2 separate regions of the Homo sapiens genome follow, and region 1 is linked to region 2. A link is a loop called in an ENCODE intact Hi-C map of the cell type or tissue named here. Cell type or tissue: PC-3. All regions are shown on one strand.

The links. A loop is a pair of places that touch in the nucleus more often than their neighbours do. Peaks named below come from ENCODE experiments on the same cell type or tissue, not always from the same donor. Only the 100,000 strongest peaks of a DNase experiment are listed, where the experiment ranks them.
Region 1: it touches region 2 in a loop (5-fold over the local background); 2 of 110 quality-filtered maps call a loop at or near these places.

Annotation. Positions count from the first base shown.
Region 1 is chrX:118,065,426-118,069,425 of GRCh38, forward strand. The region is part of intron 1 of KLHL13 (kelch like family member 13); the gene reads right to left. Among named protein-coding and RNA genes, the nearest start is that of KLHL13, 49 kb to the right of the region's middle. In PC-3, no CTCF peak of the experiment used is centred here; a DNase peak (open chromatin) is centred at 1,706; H3K4me3 peaks cover 302 bases; H3K27ac peaks cover 2,856 bases.
Region 2 is chrX:117,994,874-117,998,873 of GRCh38, forward strand. The region is part of intron 2 of KLHL13 (kelch like family member 13); the gene reads right to left. Among named protein-coding and RNA genes, the nearest start is that of KLHL13, 120 kb to the right of the region's middle. In PC-3, a CTCF peak has its summit at 2,221; a DNase peak (open chromatin) is centred at 2,248.

The DNA of each region.
Region 1 (4,000 bases), 71 kb after region 2:
CTAACTACCTTTGGGCCATGCTGATTAGACCAGAAGTGGAACTTGTCCTAAACTAATTATATATACTATCTCTCCTGGGAATTGGAGCAGAGCAATTCTAGTCTGGCCAGAAGTAATCCCAGGGTCTCAGGGCAGTCATATGCACAGAGAAATCAGAGAAAGCCAGTCTTCAGAAAGACAGAGGTGTAAAGGACTCACATAAAAAGAAACAGAGCCAACGTAGCCTGGAACACAAATGATACAAGAAGCAAGAATAGCTTCCAAAGTTACTGAGCCCTTCTAGCTTCCTGCCCTTGGCCTCCCTAGGCTCCATTAGGCTAGAGCAAGCTCCAGTGTGTTTCTGCTACATAGAAGTAAAAGAAACTCAACTAAGACAGGAATAGGTAATGAAACACAAATACGGAAGAGTTATAGCTCCTCCAGGGCTGGACATCGCTATTTTAATAGATACTAAAATTCTACAGTATCACAATAAGTTCCTTCTATTACTCCATTTACTGTTTTTTTTCTGACAACATAGCTGATAGTATATTATCTAAAAATTTGTAAAGTCATAACAAAAATTAAACTGTGCTTAGAGAAAAACCAAGTAGAATTGTTACAAAGCAGACAGAAAAGGGTAATGACAGGTAATATTTATTTAGTAGTGGAGGTGGTGAAGATTGTGAGTTCCAATTCAGGAAGATAGTTAAGCCAGTATGCTTTTTAAATTATCTGGAACCAGTCATGAGACATGAAATCTGTTTAGTGGGTCAGGACAAGTGTTTATTTTTAATGAAACAGAACTACAGGGGTAAAATAGTAAAAATAAATATTGGTAAGTATTCTTTCATGAAACGATTTGCTCCAGATACTACACACTTTTAAGTCACTAAATTATGAAATCAACTATAGTTCTAACTTCTGGCCAGGGTCAAAAGAGCTTAAATGTCACTAACAATCCCATGCTTCCAAAATACCAACTGGAGGCAATAACTCCTAGTAACACATTTTCATAACATATTTATTTTATGAGTTAAACAAATAAAAGTATTCCTAGCAAATAAATCTTATTTGCTTTAAGTTAACTCAAAGTGGATCACAGATCTAAATATAAAACCCAAAAATATACAACTTCTGGAAGAAAAGATAGAAGAAAATCTTCAGGATTTTAGGTTAGGCAAAGATCTTGTAGCTATGAAAAACATGATCTACGAAAGAGAAACCTGACAAAATGATCTTTATCAAATTACAATATTTTGTTCTGAGAAAGACTACCAAGAAAATGAAAGGACAAACCACAAACCAGGAAGAAAAATTGCAACCCACACATCTGATGAAAGATTTACATCCAGAATCAATAAAAAAATTACAACTCTACAATGAAAGAAAATCTAGTTTTTTTCCTTAATGGGCAAAAATCTGAACACATACTCAAAGATATATGGAATAACAAATAAATATATGGAAAGATGCTCAAAATCATTAGTCATTAAGGTACGTGCCCATGAACACAATGAGACAATTCTTTATTCTTCCCATTGGTATATACATAGAGAGTTTCCAATAGTTTCTCATTGTAAGTACAGTCATGCATCACTTAACAATGGGGATAGGTACTCAGAAATGTGTCATTAGGTGATTTCATCATTATGCAAACATCATAGAATACACTTACACAAACCTAGATGATATAGCCTATTATATACCCAGGTTATACGGTATAGCCTATTGTTCACAGGCTACAAACCTCTAATGCATGTGACTGTACTGAATACTGTAGGCAACTGTAACATAATAGTCAGTATTTGTGTATCTAAGCATATCTAAACTTAGAAAAGGTGCAGTAAAAATACAGTATAAAAGATAAAAAATGGTACACCTGTATAGGGCACTTAGCATGAATGGAACCTGCAGGACTGGAAGTTGGTTGCTCTGAGTGAGTCAGTAAGTGAGTGGTAAGTGAATGTGAAGGCCTAGGACATTACTGTATACTGTTGTAGACTTTATCAACACTGTACACTTAGGTAAACTAAATTTATAAAAAAATTTCTCTTTCTTCAATAATAACCTTAGCTTACTGTAACTTTTTTTATATGCTTTTAAATTTTTTTTAACTTTTTGCCTCTTTTGTAATAACTTAGCTTAAAACACATTATACAGCTGTAAAAAATATTGTATTTCTTTATATCCTTATTCTATAATCCTTATTCAATTTTTACTTTTATTTTACTTTTTAAACTTTTTTTTAACTAAGACACAAGCACATAGGCCTACACAGGGTCAGGATCATAAATACCACTGTCTTCCACCTCCACATCGCATCCCACTGGAAGGTCTTCAGGGGCAATAACGTGCATGGAGCTGTCATCTCCTATGATGATAATGCCTTCTTCTGGAATACCTTCCGAAGGACCTGCCTGAAGCTGTTTACAGTTAGGTTTTTGTATACATAGAAGGAATATACTCTAAAATAACAATAGAAAGTATAGTAAATATATAAACCAGTAACACAGTCATTTATTATCAAGTATTATGTACTATATATATAACAGTATTGCTATACCTTTATACCACTAGAAGCAGCACAGTGGGGTCGTTTACACCAGCATCACCACAAACACGTGAAGAATGCTTTGCACTACAACATTAGGAGGGATCTGACTTCACTAGGCAATAGGAATTTTTCAGCTCCGTTATAATCATATGGGACCACAATTTCGTAGGCAGTTAATCACTGGCCGAAAGGTTATGTGACACATGACTATAATATCGCATTCTTATTTACACATCTCTGCACACACACAATTTCTGTTGGATCCAGCCTTCAGAACAGTATCACTAGAAAAGCACAATGGGTAGAGAGGAAGATGGCCGACTAGAAGCCCCTAGCCCTCCTCCCTTCCATAAAGACAAGCAAAACAACAAATAAACAGCTATATTTTAATGAAAATAACTAATGGAGAACACCAGGGTGCGTCAAAGGAGTAACACAAACCTTGGTGAGCACAGAAACTCAGGAGAGTCACATAAAGAACGGAAGGAAATACTAGGACTCCATCACCCCATCCCCCATGTGAGATAACCTGGGAACCAGAAGGAACTTCTCTCTATGGTGCAAAGGTAGGCAAGAGGATCCCAGCAGCCCCCATCAACCCTTTGGATACCTACAATCCTCACTACTGGGGTCCCCTGCAGTCCTCACTAGCATTAAGCTCAGCTGAGGGAGCTGCCTAGAGACCACAAAGCTGTGCTCCCCCCACAGATAAGAAGCCAACACTGTGCCCCACCCCAAGTGGCCCACAGGGCTACTGCACTGAGAGCTAATGCTAGAGTATGTCTTGCCCCAGGATGAGTACGAGTAGTCACAGCACATCTTCTTCCCTGAGACTAAACTGCCCTCAAACCACCCCTGCTTAGTGGCCCTATATCCTCAAGTCCAGCTGTGAACAACTGTCCCTTCCCTGTGGGGCCAAGAAATGGTGGAACTGCTCCACCCACTCCTTCCCCCATCCCCTCAGGCAGAGTTGAGGCTGCGCAGTCCCTCCTGGGGAACCCATACTTTGGCAGAACAGCTCCATCTTCTCCCAGCCATGCCTGCACCCTGCCCCTAGGGACCTGAGCTGAATCTGCACTCTGCTGCTGAGCAAACAGCGCTTTGGTGGAGCCCTGCATCCTGGTGAAAACAGGGCCATCCAGAAGAGTCACACACACACACACACACACACACACACACACACACACCCTCACCTGAACTGAAACTGAAAATTGCCCCCTTGGGAGTTGGTGCCTTTGCTGAGCTGAGCAGCTGCACATCCCTTCAGGAGGTATTCCAGAAAAAAAGCATTGTTACCATAGGAAATGACAGCTCCATGCACGTTATTGCCCTGAAGACCTTCCAGTGAGATAAGATGTGTAAGTGGAAGGCAGTGAAATTGATTATCCTAACCCTGTGTAGGCCCAGGCTGATGTATATGCTTGTGTCTTCGTTTTTAACAAAAAAAAGTTTAAAATGTAAAAA
Region 2 (4,000 bases):
AGTGAGACTTCATCTGTATAAAAAATAAAAAATAAAAATAGCAAGGAGTAGTGGTACATGCCTGTGAGGGACGCTGAGGTGGGAGGATCACTTGAGTCATAGAGTTCAAGGCTGCAATGAGCTATGATGGTGCCACTGCACTCCAGCCTGGGCAATAGAGCGAGACTCTGTCTCTAAAACAATAATAATTATAATAATAACATAATAAAAATTAAAGTTAGTTGGCTTGAACATAAAACAAAATGTCTCTTTGAAGCTGCCATTTTTCATTCATTTGTGAACTGCCTTCATGTGTCATATCAGTACCATCTTATTTTTTCTTTAAAACTTACATTTATCTTTAAAGGAAAACTTATTACTGCAAATAGGAAACTAATAATTTCTCATAAAAAGAAGACAATTGTAAAAATACATACTTAACTCCTGTAATAAGAAATGCTTATGCACAACCTAACATCATCCTATTCCCCATAAAATGTCACACATACCACACTACTGGGTAAGTCTTATTTTTTCCATACTGAGGTGAAATCCACATAAGATAAAAGTAGTGATTTTTTTTTAATTTTTTATTTTACTTTAAGTTCCAGGATACATGTGCAGAATGTGCAGGTTTGTTACATAAGTATACATGTGCCATGGTGGTTTGCTGCACCTATCAAGTAAACAATTCAGTGGCATTCAGTGCATTCAGAATGTTGCGCAACCACCCCCTTCTATCTTGTTGTGAAACATTTTAATCAACTCCAAAATAAAACCCATACCCATTAAGCAGTTGCTCCCCATTCTCTCCTCCCTGCCCCTAGCCCCTTGCATCTGCATTCTGTCACTATGGATTTATCTATTTTAGTATTTCACATAAATTGAATCATATAGTATCTAATCATTTGTGCTTGGCTCCTTTCACTAACATAATATTTTGGAGGCTCATCCACCATTTACTAGTATATTAGAAGTACTGATACTTCTAATATACTATATGGCTGAGTATTCCATTATATGTACATACCACAATTTATTTACCCATCCATCAGTTAATGGGCATTTGAGCTCTTTCCACCTTTGGGTATTGTGAATAGTCCCTCCCTGCACATGGGTGTACATTTGTTTGAGTACTAGTTTTTAATTTGGGGGGATATGCACCTAGGAGTTTCTGAATTTCTGGGTGAACATATGATAACTCTATGTTCAACTTTTTAAGGAACCTCTCAGGTGGACTTTGTATAGCACACTTTGTGTTTCAAAAAAGCACAGGATTGAAAGGTTTCACACCAGAATGTGTGTCTCTACACATCTGACATACAAGGAAAGAGGTTCATTCTCATCATACTTATGAAAATACAAATTTCAAATACTTTCATCAAATTTGTGTGATAGTTGTTTTCTTTGCAGTTGGTCCTTCTGTAACAGTAGCAGATGATTCAGACAGTTTGCTAAATTTGGTCTTCAAGTTTGTCTAAAGCTACATGACTAACTTCATCAAAATCATCCCCTAATAAGATTTCCCTCACAGTCTGCACCTTTACATTTTAAAAATTCAATTTTTATCCATTGATCCATACTGACCTCAACAACAAAACAAAAAAAGAGCATAGAACCGATTCCAATTTGCAATTATGTATGTTATAAATACTTTGTATATTTAAATACTACTATTTTCTGGTAGAGTGTTGCTGTATCTATGAAAAGAATGCAGCAATACATTCTTGGGCATGCCTGAACACTGCACCAGTAATTCACTTGGTCTGGGTGAGGTGTTTTTACCTGCATAGTCTTAACTTCAGTAGTATCTAAGAAATGACAAGTGTGATATACCAGGCTTTTTTTCCTAATCAGCGTTAAAATAAGTAACAAATATATTCAAATTGTGTTAGTCTGTCTATTTCTACGGGTACATATACCACCAGTAGCACGCACATAATACTTCAGAAAACACTGATCAAATCATAGCCTATTTAAAAAAAAAAAAAAAGCTACATGTGCTATGCTCACATATTATTTGCCAAAGAAACAGGACATTTCCATCTCATCTGCAAAAAGATAAAGTATGGATTCATCACAAAATATTCAAAACTAAAGAAGGGTTCCTAATAAATCTGAAGACTCATCCATCTTGACTTTCTAAGATAAAAAATTAAGTGTCTTTGGTGGGCATCTCATAGAATCCAAGCTATAAAGACAAATGCTTTCGGGAAGACTCATACTCACTTGCACTTTGCAACATCTTCCACTGGGAGATGCACTCATCCTGTGATTTGACAGGATACTTTGCATTCAAAGCGTAACCACCTCTAATTTAAATAGTATGCTACATTTTTTCATAAAGTATGCCATCTCCTAGAAGCCTACTGACACACTCTCTTATGGAAAAAAAAAAAGAGACTGAGTCATCAATTTTTAAACAAAACGTTTCCCTTTTTAAATATAGAGATTATCATATATTTACTCTAGTTCTCAGGTGAAAAGTGTTCAACCATCTTTTAAAATGTAGGTATCCATGAATGAATATGAAAATAGAAAATACCTGAAAAGCAACATAATGTTCTATCTTGTAGATTTTACTGCCACTGAGTTTTCACACATAACTGGAGGTAAGTTTCAATTAAAAATAAAACAAATGAACAAAAATCTGTCTTCAAGCAAAATATTTTGAAATCAGTCTAAGACATAAAATAATTTAAGAATATAAGGATGAATGTAAAGATTCAATATGAGAATATATGTAAAGTACGTATTGCAAGGCTCATTTGTGCCACAAACATTTAATAAATTGCAGGTAAGGTCCTTCAAGGTCAGATGATTCTCCTTGGAAATAATCCATGAATCCTCAGACCACAATTAAATTCTAATTTTCAGGGCTCCTGTTTCCTCATTTGTTCCCCTATTTTAGCACCCAGCACATTCAGTCTTGTCTAATAATTCTATGTATTGATGTATCTATTTTACTAGTTTGTAAGTACCCCTGAAGGCACCCACAAAGCTCTTAAAATAAAACATAATTGAACATTTGAAAACATAGAAGAGAAAACTATTTAATAAACACAAGTAATATCACCACTTTGTATGGTACTCTACTAATTACAAAGCACTTTCATGTCCTTGATTTCATTAATTTATGATCTTTTATATCGCTGCCTCACCAAGACAGAAATTGAGACGCAGGGAAGCCAAAAGCAATGCTGGGGTTGGAAACTAAGTGTATGAAGGCAAATAGATGGAGAAGGAGAGAAGAGTGAGAACTCACAGTTAAGGTGGTGGGACATGAAGATAGAGAAAGAGAGACAAATACATAGGTACACAGAAACCCCATGGGAAGAACAGCTAAACTTCATTGGATTTTGAGACATTTCCCTAAAAGATATTTGAATTTTTTCAACTACAGATACAACGATATCATCTCTGAAGAATTGGCTTGCCAGTGATACATGGTGGCTCAGAGAGATCTTTAATTGGTTGCAACTGTCTGGGTCTACTCAGGAGAGAGAAACCGCATAGTAATTTGAACAGGGAGAGTTGTACATAAGAAATTATTAACTATGACAGAGGGTTGGAATAACAGGAAATTGGAGTAATGAGAAATTGGCTAGTAATAAGTAAAGAGATTCTAAAAAAAAACACAAGAATCAAAGAATCACAGATATCAGGAGCAACTACCCCTAGGGCTGAGAAAGAGCACCAAAGAAAGTGACTTCTGCTCAAGGCTGAGATCCAGACATTATTGGAGAGGGCACAGCCACAGCACAATGAAGGGTAGAGAAGCTGCTGTGGTGCTCATTAGCTGGAATCTGTCAGAAACCCACCCTTTGTGACATGCTCAAAATACACCTTCTGGAAAGTGTCCTACCAGAAATACTCTGCTATAAAACTGTCTCTGGGGGCACCATGAGAAGCTACTGACCACTGGGTAAAGAAGCTGAGCACTGGTGAAGATGCTCAAAAAACAGCCTGCTGAGCAAGCACACAGGGAACCATGAAGCAAAACCATATAAATGCTATGTAA